3 separate regions of the Homo sapiens genome follow, and all the other regions are linked to region 1. Evidence: chromatin contacts called from ENCODE Hi-C or POLR2A ChIA-PET data. All regions are on one chromosome and are shown on one strand. Each heading gives the region's core, a stretch centred on a gene start or an enhancer-like site at or near the end of the contact. The rest is flanking DNA. Distances are from core to core; before and after follow the strand shown. Region 1 overlaps POC1B-DUSP6 (POC1B-DUSP6 readthrough). Region 2 overlaps LOC105369890 (a long non-coding RNA gene). Region 3 has its middle 66 kb from the start of LINC02399.

Evidence for each region. Hi-C counts contacts between places; a loop is a spot of excess contacts on that map. ChIA-PET counts read pairs that join two places held with the same protein, here RNA polymerase II (POLR2A). Pooled maps may share reads with other maps.
Region 2: a map with no recorded cell type shows a loop between it and region 1 (7-fold over the local background). The contact joins two enhancer-like sites. A Hi-C loop is called at or near these places in 2 of 37 single-sample maps with no recorded cell type and 2 of 50 pooled maps.
Region 3: a loop to region 1 is called in a pooled map, with 4 times the contacts of the local background. The contact joins two enhancer-like sites. A Hi-C loop is called at or near these places in 1 of 37 single-sample maps with no recorded cell type and 6 of 50 pooled maps. POLR2A ChIA-PET finds 5 or more read pairs at or near these places in 1 of 52 experiments (GM12878).

What each region holds. Positions count from the first base shown.
Region 1 is chr12:89,468,022-89,472,131 of GRCh38, reverse strand. It overlaps POC1B-DUSP6 (POC1B-DUSP6 readthrough), which reads left to right. Exons shown (of 11, transcript NR_189589.1): 6 at 403-518; 7 at 1,638-1,771. It overlaps POC1B (POC1 centriolar protein B), which reads left to right. Exons shown (of 12, transcript NM_172240.3): 6 at 403-518; 7 at 1,638-1,771. Among named protein-coding and RNA genes, the nearest start is that of GALNT4, 55 kb to the left of the region's middle. RefSeq lists a silencer at 1,109-1,228. Within about 2 kb of position 2,616, at least 7 of the 41 ENCODE cell types and tissues checked have a DNase peak (open chromatin) inside an H3K27ac peak, as active enhancers do.
Region 2 is chr12:89,925,445-89,929,554 of GRCh38, reverse strand. It overlaps LOC105369890 (a long non-coding RNA gene), which reads right to left. Exons shown (of 13, transcript XR_001749246.2): 3 at 1,901-2,155. Among named protein-coding and RNA genes, the nearest start is that of LINC02399, 20 kb to the left of the region's middle. Within about 2 kb of position 2,279, at least 5 of the 41 ENCODE cell types and tissues checked have a DNase peak (open chromatin) inside an H3K27ac peak, as active enhancers do.
Region 3 is chr12:89,879,191-89,883,300 of GRCh38, reverse strand. No RefSeq gene overlaps it. Among named protein-coding and RNA genes, the nearest start is that of LINC02399, 66 kb to the left of the region's middle. RefSeq lists enhancers at 2,413-2,482, 2,563-2,692. Within about 2 kb of position 2,425, at least 9 of the 41 ENCODE cell types and tissues checked have a DNase peak (open chromatin) inside an H3K27ac peak, as active enhancers do.

The DNA.
Region 1 (4,110 bases), core at 1,367-3,866:
TTTTCTAAGGAGACGTTTGATTATAACAATTTAAATAAATAAATGAGTAAAGAAATTGAAATATGGCCGGGTGCAGTGGCTCACGCCTGTAATGCCAGCACTTCGGGAGGCTGAGGCAGGCGGATCACCTGAGGTCAGGAGTTTGAGACCAGCCTGACCAACATAGTGAAACCCTGTCTCCACTAAAAATACAAAAATTACCTGGGCATGGTGATATGTGCCTGTAATTCCAGCTACTCGGGAGGCTGAGGTGGAAGAATCACTTGAACCCAGGAGGCGGAGGTTGCGGTGAGCTGACATTGCGCCACTGCACTCCAGCCTGGGTGACAAGAGTGAGATTCCGTCTCAAAAAAAAAAAAAAAAGAAATTGAAATATTAGGTCATCTTATTCTTTCCTCCTAGATTTGCAAATTTTGTGGACTTTAACCCTAGTGGTACATGCATAGCTTCAGCAGGTTCTGATCAAACTGTGAAAGTCTGGGATGTAAGAGTGAACAAATTACTACAGCATTACCAAGGTAACAATTTTCCTAACAAAAAATTCAGTTACCGAATGGACTCCTTTTGGAAGGACTGATTCTCCTTGTTGGTGTGGTTTGGCTGTCTTACTTGGGGTCATGGGCTGCCTTGGAACAGGCTAGAGAATAGTATAATTAGCTCCCATCAACAGCAGGGTCTCAGAAGCTCAAGGACAGCAGGAAGTGAAGAGACCTTAAAAATGATGTGAGGGCTGGTTTAAAGAAAAAAAAAGAAGTTGCTATGAGATTTTCAAATTCTGGTTATCAGCATTGTGTGAGAAGTCAGGATAGAAATGACTGAATTCTGAATCACAGGGAGTTACGTGAGCACAAATAGGTGTTATAACTGGTAGAAAACAACTACCTACTATGCCTATGTATTGATATTGAACTAAAAGAGAAGTGAATTTTCTTGGTTTATATTGGATTTATATTAAATCGAAATGATTATTAAACATAGTAGCTTTTCCAGTGTTTACTATGTAGCAGACACTGTGCCAAATCTAAACAATATTCCTAGGAGGTATCATTATTACTCACATTTTTAAGATAAGGAAATTGAGATTTAAATAGGGTAATTAACTTGCTCAAAGAATCAATAGAACTACTTAGGTCTTCCTGCTTACACAGTGCATAGAAAAATTAACTTTTGATCATTGTGTTATACTGCCTCCTGTTGGAAGGATACTGTCTGGAGACAAAGTCTCAAGCATGATGGCAGGACTGTGCCCGTTTCAAACTGTCTCCACACTTTTCTCCCTTTAATCCCAAGCCACTAATTAGTTATTACCTTTAATTTGAGACTAGGTTATATACCCTATCTGAGCTGGTGATGATTAACTGTCAGTTTTATTGGCAATATATCCAAAGAATTTATAGTAATGTGGTCAATAAGATTACCTTTCCGTGACACAGTCTCATTTTTAAAGTTATTCTGGCTCTCTAACTGGAAGCTTAGAGCTATGTGATGCCAAAATACTCGTTTTAGTGAGCCATATAGAGTTTTGTTGTTGTGGAAACAGTGCTCTTGTTTACAACCTATTGCTAATAAGGCACTGGGGTATCTTCAAAAGTAAGAATTGTTCTCTGAACTTTTTGCTTTTATTTTCTACAAATCAGTTCACAGCGGTGGAGTTAATTGCATATCATTCCATCCTTCGGGTAACTATCTCATCACAGCTTCTTCAGATGGTACCCTTAAGATTCTGGACCTCTTAGAAGGAAGGCTCATCTATACACTTCAAGGACATACGGTATTAACACTCAGATTCTTGCTTTTTATATATAAAAATATAAAATAATATATATTTTAAATTTCTGATCCATTTTTATGTCCCTTTATTGTTTTTCCAGACATAGCACACATTGCTGCTATCATAAAATTTTTTTACTTCCAAGGCTGTTTTTATCCTCTGGAAGCAACTCTTAGAAATATTATTTGTGGCTGGGCGTGGTGGCTCACGCCTGTAATCCCAACACTTTGGGAGGCTGAGGCGGGCAGATCACCTGAGGTCAGGAGATCGAGACCATCTTGGCCAACATGATGAAACCCCATTTCTACTAAAATACAAAAAATTAGCCAGGTGTGGTGGCACATGCCTGTAATCCAAGCTACTTGGTTGGGAGGCTAAGGCAGGGGCATCACTTGAACCCAGGAGGGGGAGGCTGCAGTGAGCTGAGATTGCACCACTGCACTCCAGCCCGGCAACAGAGCAAGACTGTCAAAAAAAAAAAATGGAAGAAAAAAAGAAATATTATTTGTTGTAATTCTTATCAAAATCAATGTGTATCTTTCAATGGCCATTAAATGAATCTTCTCCTGCTGTCTTTATCAGTATGTTGTATAGATTGACTGGGTAAATGGTGATGGGTAAGTAGATTCCATACTTCAGATCCTTCCTTCATGTGGAGGCTGTCCCGCTTAGCCCTGACACCCAGCCTCTCACACCTCTCCCTCACTCCTTCTGCTAATTTGTTGGTGGGTTTAGGAGAAATTGGGTAAGCACAGCCTAACACCTTCTACTCTCCTGCCTTTGGGAGTAGCCATTCTTCACTGTTTTTCTCTGATATTCCTTGTGGGGAGACCTGCCCTTGTCTAGTGTTGCCTGTGACTCATTCTGGGCATCCGTTCTAGAAAGCCTATTTGTGTTACACATAAAAGCCACATTCTCTTTTTACAAGCATTTATTAGAAAGAAAGGTGATATTTCGATTCTTATGTGCTGTATTCCTTTGTCTTATTTCTCAATTGGTTTAGAACCAAGTAGGTAAGAGGGGTGCCTTTTATTGAGCCTGTTCAAAGATCCCTCCCTGGCATATAGATCAATTTTTTAAATTTATTATTTCTTTATTTTTGAGATGGATTCTTAGTCTGTCACCCAGGCTGGAGTGCAGTGGCACAATCTCGGCTCACTGTAACCTCTGCCTCCTGGGTTCAAGTGATTCTCCTACCTCAGCCTTCTGTACAGGCGCACCACCACGCCCAGCTAATTTTTTGTTTGTTTGTTTGTTTAGAAGAGACAAGGTTTCACCATGTTGGCCAGGCTTGTTTTGAACTCCTGACCTCAGGTAATCTGCCTGCCTTGGCCTCCCAAAGTGCTGGGATTACAAGTGTAAGCCACTGTGCCCAGCCTAGATAAATTTTTTTGAGTATATAAACTAGTCTTTTCTTCCAGACAATATTCAAACTTCTCTGAATTTTTTAGAATGCATCCTCTTTTTTTTTTTGAGGTACTTCCTTTTAACAAGTATAAGCTGTTTATATCTAGAAATAGAATGAGCCTTGTGGTCTAGAAGAGAAGAGTTTCTTTTTCACAGGTTCTGCCTGGCTTCCTGCTTTGCGTTATCATTTATTCTGCAGTGGTGTTAGGGTAAAGCAGAAATAAATACTAACCAGCTTAAATATATGCATATCCATGGATTTAGGCTGAATAAACATAACAAATAAAAGTGGCCAAGGATTGAAATATCCATGAAAAAAGTACAAAATAATAGGGAAAAAAGATAAACACAGTCTTTCAGTAGGAAAACACTACATGAAGATGGAATTTTAGTCTGGAAGTAAAGGTGTTTATGAAGCTATTAATATTATAAACTAAATCTGTGGGATAGTCTACTTGGGAAAATACAAGATGTTTTTCCCTAAAACTTTTCTTGTACAGATTAAGGACATATTAAAAACATATGGTATATATTAATATTTTTGAGATAAGAAATACTTACTCTTATCTGGACTGAAAAATTGACCTAGAGGCTATCCATCTTGTGACTGTGCCAAGCACAGTCTTGTCCAACTCCGCAGTAACTGCTCAATTTCAGGTTTTCATTACCTCTCACCTAGATAATTACAGGAACTTCCTAACTGGCCTCCAACCAAGCATCTTACTCCAATTCATCTTTCTCAGAATTGTGATACTGATTTTAATCATTCACAGCTCTCCTCCTATCTGTGTTCTGCTCTTTAAACTTTTAGTGGTTTATGGTTGCCTACATGAAGGGGGAACTCAGTGAAGCCCATTGGTCAGGAAATGGACTTCATGTAAATAGCCTCATTCCCATTACCTACATATTTATCATTCAGTTTCTGCTAGTGA
Region 2 (4,110 bases), core at 1,030-3,529, 460 kb before region 1:
TGTGCCACCATGCCTGGCTAATTTTTGTATTTTTTTGGTAGAGACGGGGCTTCACCATGTTGGACAGGCTGGTCTCGAACTCCTGACTTCAGGTGATCCACCAGCCTAGGCCTTCCAGAGTGCTGAGATAACAGGCGTGAGCCACCAAGCCCGGCTTCATGGGTCCTTAAATTTCTTAGGATGAGTACAAAAAAACCCTATTTTTAGCCATCTCTTAATAATGGTGCCACTTAAAGCTATAAATTGCATCTAAGTACAATGTTTCCGAACTTTTACTATGTTTCATAAGTTTTGAGTTACATAGCTATTTGAGAACATGGATTGTAAAATCTCCACTTTTGGTTTTAAGTTTTTCTGTGTTTGTTTTTGTTTGGCTATGAACATGATCAATTTTTGTGAATATTCCAGAGATATTTAAAAAATAATATTATCTATTTGAAGGATGAAAAATTCTGTATTTGGCTAGTAGTCAATGTTATTGATTATAACATTTATTTCTTCTGTGTCATTACTTTTGTGTTCTCTATGTGATCTGATTTTGAATATGTATATTGGAATCTCTCTTTTTTTGCTTTATAGTTTTTGCTTTATACATTTAGTAGTATGCTATTTGGTGACTTCAGGTTAAAAGAAGTAACTGAATAAAAATATATTGCCTGGCTTCGGAGAGATCAAGGGCAGGGGTGGGGGTTCTGATCACCTTTTGACTATCATCCAAGGATTATATTAACCTACAGAAAATATTCTACTGAGTACTGCAGAGCAAGTTCAGCAAATATGCCCCCTTCTATCTGAGCAATATAAGTAGACAAGAATTTGACTATCTGTCCAATTGTTTTTGCAACTACCTATGCTGCTGAGGAGGCAGTGTGTTTAATGGTTTAGACTAGGGGATCTTAAGGTAAACTGTATGCTCTTGAGTCAGACTGCAGCTCTTAAAATAACTTTGTTCAGCTCTGTTTTCACACCTGGTAAATAGGAGATGATAATAACACAGCCTACTTTATAGAATTGTTGTGATAATTCGGTGATGGGATTCATGTGAAGCTCAGAGTCACACATGAATCAAACACTCAAAAAATTCTATTAATATTATACTAAGTTCTTGAGGCTCTCCTAGAACCATATACATAAATAGGCTTTGAAAAGAACATGATATTATATATGAATATAAATCAGCAATAGCATTATTAAAGCAGATGAGAGCAATGCAAATGTTCCAGAAATATAATTATAGAGTGTAAAATTATATGAAGTAACATGTAAAACAATGCCAAAAATTAAGTGCAAGTAAAATACAGTTAAGTTCTTCAAGGATAAGGATCGTGTTCCATTCCATTGAAATAGATCCACAGTTTTAAGCACAGAGATAGGTACACTGCAGATTAAATCAAGCTATTTTTTGATTCTCTGTGAAGAGGTACTGTCTCAAATTCTTGGATTAAATTAAATAAAAATTCTAATTTACTATCTCATGTCTCTTTCCTACAAAAGAGACACCTCTAAAACATCTTATAAAAATACTTTTAAAAATATCACTGGAGTAGTATCAGTCAAGGTTCATCATCCAAAACCTCAAAAAATAATAAATCAAAAACCATGAAACCTGACAAACTTTGAAAGACTTTAAAACTCTACCTCCATTTTCTCATACAGAAAATAGGCTTATATTTTTAAAATATTAAGTATCTCATTTTCTTTGGTACTTTGAATCTCTATGAGTCAATAACTTTGTTGCACTATGCAAAGTTGTCTAAGGAGATTAAAAAAACAAAAACCGGGTATTACAATTCCTGCTTTGAGTGAGTTTCCATCTAGCTTCAGATTCACAGCACACACTTAAAAACCTTTCTGAACCAATATATAAAGAGTACAATCTAATATTATGCAAATTGAGTACCTGAGCACTGAGGGGAAGAAAACTGAAGAAGCTAGTAATGTGAGATAAAATTCACCATTGGTCATCTGAACTCTCCAGCACCAGTAGTTCTCCAATGTTAGAATGCTAAAAATCACCAGACTTATTTGTTAAAATGCAGATTTCCAGTTCTAGCTCCAGAGATTCTCATTCAATAGGCCCACGATACCATCCAGGAATCAGGATTTTAATTAAATTCACAATCAGAAGAATGACATAATGTCTCTTTTTCTTCTCCTATAAAAGTGAAACACAAAATAATGCTTGACATGCAAAGATAAGACATGCTCTTACTTCATGGTGACCTGCTTACCAGGAAAGAGGAAGTGAAACAATCTATGAGGACTCTTTTAGCTCTAGGAGGCATATGTTTGTCAAAAGTCAAGCCATGTGAATCACGTAAACAAATTTAAAATGTACTAAAGATCTGTACTATCTGGATTTTCCACCTCTTTTTACCATAGATAAGTCTTTATGTATAGTGGACTATAGTATAATAACATAATATTCCTAATACCATTAAATATTGTCATCATCACAAATAAATTAAAAATCTACTAGCCAACTAGAAAATATTTGCCAACCATATCACATTAAAGGACGATACAGACCAGGCATGGTGGCTCACGCCTGTAATCCCAGCACTTTGGGAGGTTGAGGTGGGTGGATCACCTGAGGTCAGGAGTTCGAGACCAGCCTGGCCAACATGGTGAAACCCTGTCTCTACTTAAAATACAAAAATTAGCCAGGCATGGTGGCAGGCACCTGTAATCCCAACTACTCAGGAGGCTGAGGCAGGAGAATCACTTGAACCCTGGAGGCGGAGGTTGCAGTGAGCCAAGATCAGACCACTGCACTCCAGCCTGGGCAACAGAGTGAGACTCTGAAAAAAAAATTTTATATATATATATAATTAACACATAAAAGCTTTAACCATCTAATAGGAAAAGATGGAAAAAGACTATAAGACAATTTACAGTATAAGACATATAATTGACTCAAGTAAGGAAACTCTTCAACTTCACTAATGTTTAATGAAAAGCAAGTTATGAACACCAAGAATTTCAATTAGCAAAGATTGTTTTCAATGACAATAACTATTAAAAATAGTATTAAGAAAAATGGACTCATTCAGTCCTGTTATTGATTTTTTTTAATTTTCTGAAAAGTAGTTTATAATACATATTAAGAACCTTTAAAAATTCAGATTGTTTCAGTAATTCTTGTTTAGGAGAAAATGCCAAGGTAATAGTAAGAAATGCAGATAAGAATCATTTCTGGAAATGTTCATTATAGCATTATTATAAGAGCAGTAAGTTAAAAACCATCTACATATAAAAATGAGAAGGTGATTGCATGAATTATGGTCTATTCATATTATAGAAATAGTATATAACCATTAAAACTGTTTGTTTTTAAGAAAAATAACATACGAAAATGTTCAATATAAAATGTTAAGTGGAAAAAGAATAATTAAAATTACATATTTGGAAAATATCCCAAATATTTATTTTTTGTATGCTTGTATAACTAGAAAAAATGTGCTGAAATATTGAATGTTGTTTCTGAGTAATGAGATTATGGGTAATTTCCATTTTTCTCCTTGTAATTTTTTTTTCTTTTTTTTTGAAACGGAGTCTCACTCTGTCACCCAGGCTGGAGTGCAGTGGCGTGATCTCGGCTCACTGCAACCTTGCCACCTGGGTTCAAGCAATTCTCCTGCCTCAGCCTACCGAGTAGCTGGGATTACAGGCACCTGCCACTGTGCCCAGCTAATTTTTGTAGTTTTTAGTAGAGATGGGGTTTCACCATGTTGGCCAGGCTGGTCTTGACCTCCTGACCTCGTGATCCACCCACCTCAGCCTCCCAAAGTGCTGGGATTACAGGCCTGAGCCACCGCCCCAGCCTTCTCCTTATAATTTTTTATGCTCCCTAAATATTCTACAATAAGAGCTTATTTTTTAAGCTATCCTTTTGAGAGCTTAAAAAACTTAATACCATAGCATGTCAAAGATTAATAGGATAGAATCAGTTCCCAAAATCAATTAAACACATCATTTCCAACCAAAGGCAATTGAAAAGCAATTTTTAACAGGTATATGTGATCGGAACAGGGGCTAAATCAAGTCAAGGCACGATATCATTAGGAGTAATACAATCGGTTATGAATACTGCCATACACTTTTAATACT
Region 3 (4,110 bases), core at 1,176-3,675, 410 kb before region 1:
TTGTTTTATTGTTAGGCATAGATGACCTCCTTTTAATAATTTAGAAACTGCTGAAGAACCTTGAAATCTCTCAAGAAATTGTCATCAGTGACTACCAAGTAGTATCATAAGATATACTGACAAAAGTGTTGGAGATTCCAGCTATAAAACTCCCAAATGATTTTGCTTTCATTATGGTTCTTTTCCTAGCTGGCCAGAAGGACACAATAAATACATAGGAAGAGAAATGAGCATTCACTGGGGAATTCAATTTGTAACTTGACAGAACAATTTCCTTAGGTTGAAAAATTCAAAATCCCCCAAAATAACCCATATGTAAAAATAAAGTCATTATCATTATACATTTCAAAATGAAAATAACTACTAGTTGGCCAATTAAAGTGAAACCTCTTTCATATTGACTACTCACCAGTTCCTTCCAGTGTTGTGATGCTGATGATTTAGTACCAATTTGAGAAACTAATGAAGAATCCTGTGATTCAATGAAATATATTTGGAGTCTACTCATAAATTTTCAATAAGTTGAAAACTACTAAAAATTTTCAAATAGGTATATATTTTCTGGAGTTTTCTAACAAAATTCAATAGAAATTGGTTCATAGTCAGTGGTTATAGAGTAATAGCTTAAGATATTTTAAGGGTTTATTTTAAGTACTATACTATAGAGTTTGTAAAATTATATGTTCACCTCAATGTATCCATAACCTATTTCATTAACCCAAGGTACCCACTTTGGGTTATGACTTCGGAAGTAATAAAAAAAAAACACATTGTGTAAATTATAAAGCACTAACTTGGAGTAGGGTGAATGTCAGGGAATTGGGAAGCCAATCAATTTAAATATCTCTAAATTCAAAAATGATTCACTTCAGAAAAGTTCCATTCTCTAGTAGGTATTTTTCCCAAGTGGAATTTGTAGATTTAAAAATGATGTAAGCCTGGAGCTGCCAAGGATCAACACATAAGGAAAGATTGTGTGAGAATGAAACTAACTCAGAGGAAAGCTGAGCCCAAGAGACTGAGGGAGACAGGCCCTGGTGACATCATTTGAGGCCTCAGAATTCAACCATGCCTGGGCTTCTTAGTTCTATGAGCCACTAAGCTCTCTTTATGGCCTTTGCCTGTCAGAGCTGGATTTCTGTTACTTAAAAACAGACAGAACCCTGACTTATACAGAGACTGTGGTCAGAAATTTTGAGGAAATGCTTCAAACTTTATCTCTCTTGCAAATTCTTATTGTGCACTAACTTATTAAAAGATCTGGGAAAATCCACTGGAAGGAAACTTGTTTATCTTTGTTGACCACTGTTTTCAGTCTTGGTTGATGATGGAACCTCCTTTCACCCAACACCTATGAACATATTTGGGAGTGGGATACTCATCTAGGGCATGGTGGAAAAAGAATTGTCAAAAAATATGTGCTGATCACTCTTGTTTGACTCCAGCAGCATTCCAGAAGAAGAAAGCCATTAAGTGAAGTAGTCTCCTATTTATCAGATGAGCAAGTCTAAATGAGTAGGGAGCTGAGGTTCATCCTCCTTTGCATCCTATATCCCCACTGCACAAGGGCAGGATGGTGGACATCTACCATCTCTTTAAATGGCAAATTCTAAGGTGCTTACGATAACTTGCCGGTCCTTCCCTCTGCCATGTTCTAATATGTCAGTGGTTTTTCCTGACTTCATTTCTCTCTTAGTCTGTTGGTGCTGCCATAACAAAATGTCTGATATTGGGTAATCTATAAGGAACATAATTTTTTTTCATGGACCCACAGCCTGGAAAGTCTAAAATCAAGGCACTGACAGGTTCAGTGTCTGGTGAGGGCCTGGTCTCTGCTTCCAAAATGGCACTTTGAACCCTGTTCTCACGTGGCAGAGCCCTCATGACCTAATCACCTACTAATGGCCTCACCCCTTAAGATTGTTGCATTGGAGATTAACTTTCAAACTGAATTTTGGAGGTGACACAAATACTCAAACTATAGCATGCTGCCCCTCATCCCCCAAAATTCATGTTATTCTCACATAAAAAATAAATTCATTCTATCCTAATAGCCCCAAAAGTCTTAACTCATTCCAGCATAAACTTTAAGTCTAAGTCTAACATCTAATCTAAATATCACCTAAATCATATATAGGTGAGATTCAAGGTATGACTCATCCTGAGATAAATTGTTCTCAAGCTGTGAACCTATGAAATCAAACAAGTTCTATGATTCCAAAATATAATGGTAGGACAGGTACAAAACAGATATTATTTCCATCTCTGAAGGGAGAAGTAAGAAAGAAGAAACGGGTAATAGGTCCCAAGTAAGTCTAACACCCAACAGGCAAATAACATTAAATCTTGAGGCCTGAAAACAACCTTCTTTGACCACATCCTGTGAGGCTTGTGTCCCCAAGACTCTAGGGGACTCCACCCCCATGGCTCTTCCGAGTGCAGCCTATGCAATAGCTCGCATATGTTTGAGTCAAATGCCTTCAGCTCTGCCAGGCTGAAACAGCATTCTGGAGGCTCTACCGTTTTAAGATCTCAGAGATCTTCAACAATAAGATTCCCCACTCCCATGACTCTGCTGGTCATGTTCCTAGCAGGACATCCTGTGAGGATTTGTCCCCAAGACTCTAGGGAACTCCACCCCCATGGCTCTTCTGAGTACAGCCAGAGTATCCCACTCCCAAATACGTTCATAGGTGTTGGGTGACAGGAGACCTCATCATCAACCAAGATTGAAAACTGTGGTCAACAAAGATAAACAAGTTTCCTTACAGTGGATTTTCCCAAATCTTTTAATAAGTTAGTGCACAATAAGAATCTGCAAAAGACAGATTCTAGTTTGTGCTACAGATAAATAGTTTGAAGGATTTCCCCAAAATTTCTGACCACATAAACAAATGATATAAAATTTACATAGTAATCTGATTTTTAAAGGAAGGGATTCTTTAATAATTTCTTATTTATTTTCGTTCTGAGAGTAAAAATCAGCATACTCATCACTTATATAATATAAATTTGAGAAGAGCTCTTCATGAATTCCCCATTCAATTATTTTATCTTTAAATAAAAGGTGAATCGTGTTAAGCATTTTAATCAACTCTTTGGAAAGCCATCATAAATACATTTCTCCGTTTATGAGTAACATGGAAAATAAGCGCTGACACAAGATAATCCTAAAGATTACTGCTATTCAATAGCCTTGTGTACTTCACTCTTTGGGTGTTTAATAAATACTTGCTGCTTGATTAACTTTAAGGAATAGAAAGATTCTCTCACTAGTGTGAACAAAAGAAGTGATTGTCACACACCCTGTGTTCTGCTTTTATTCCCTTTCATTTTTTTTTCTTATGTCTGCTAGAATAAGAAATAAAAAAAATAGAGAAGTTCATGTTTGGAAAAATATGAGTACTTAACATGGATATGAATAAATTATTACCAAACTGCATGTAGCATGAGTATATAACATTGAGTCAAAATTAATGTAACAGAACTTAAAACTGGTCAAAAATTCACTGTATCTCCTAGAATTTGGAGAATCGGTCAAATTTTACTAATATTTTGAACATGTAACCATATTTGAGTAATATTGCTTTCATTAGAAATTTTCTCTTTAACCTAAAATGCATGCTAAGTTTTTTCTGAACCCTTAAGCATGCTTCTATTATCTACAAGATAATTTTTACCCCACTTAATTCAGTCAATGGGTATTTATTAAATACCCCCTATCTGCCAGGTACTGTGTCTGCAATGAAAAAAACACACATGTCCCAGCCCTTATAAAACTTGTATACTGGTAAACAGTCTCAGATTGTATAATATAAACCATTGGCAAAATGGAGTTCTGCTTTCAGAAAAAAGTGTACTTTATAGCAAACTTGGCTAAAACACAAATATTCCAGTAAATAGGGCATAACTGCCTGTGCTGTTTTAGAGACACAATTCTGAAACCAAACACTGACTTTGAGTGAAGTAGAGCTTAGTTCAAATTCGGCTCTGCTCCTTTTTGGATTCATGACTCTATCTATAAAATCAGATTAATAACCCTAAATTCACAGGCATAATGTGAAAATTACATGGAATTTGTACAAGGAAGATTAAGTAGTAAGCCCCCCA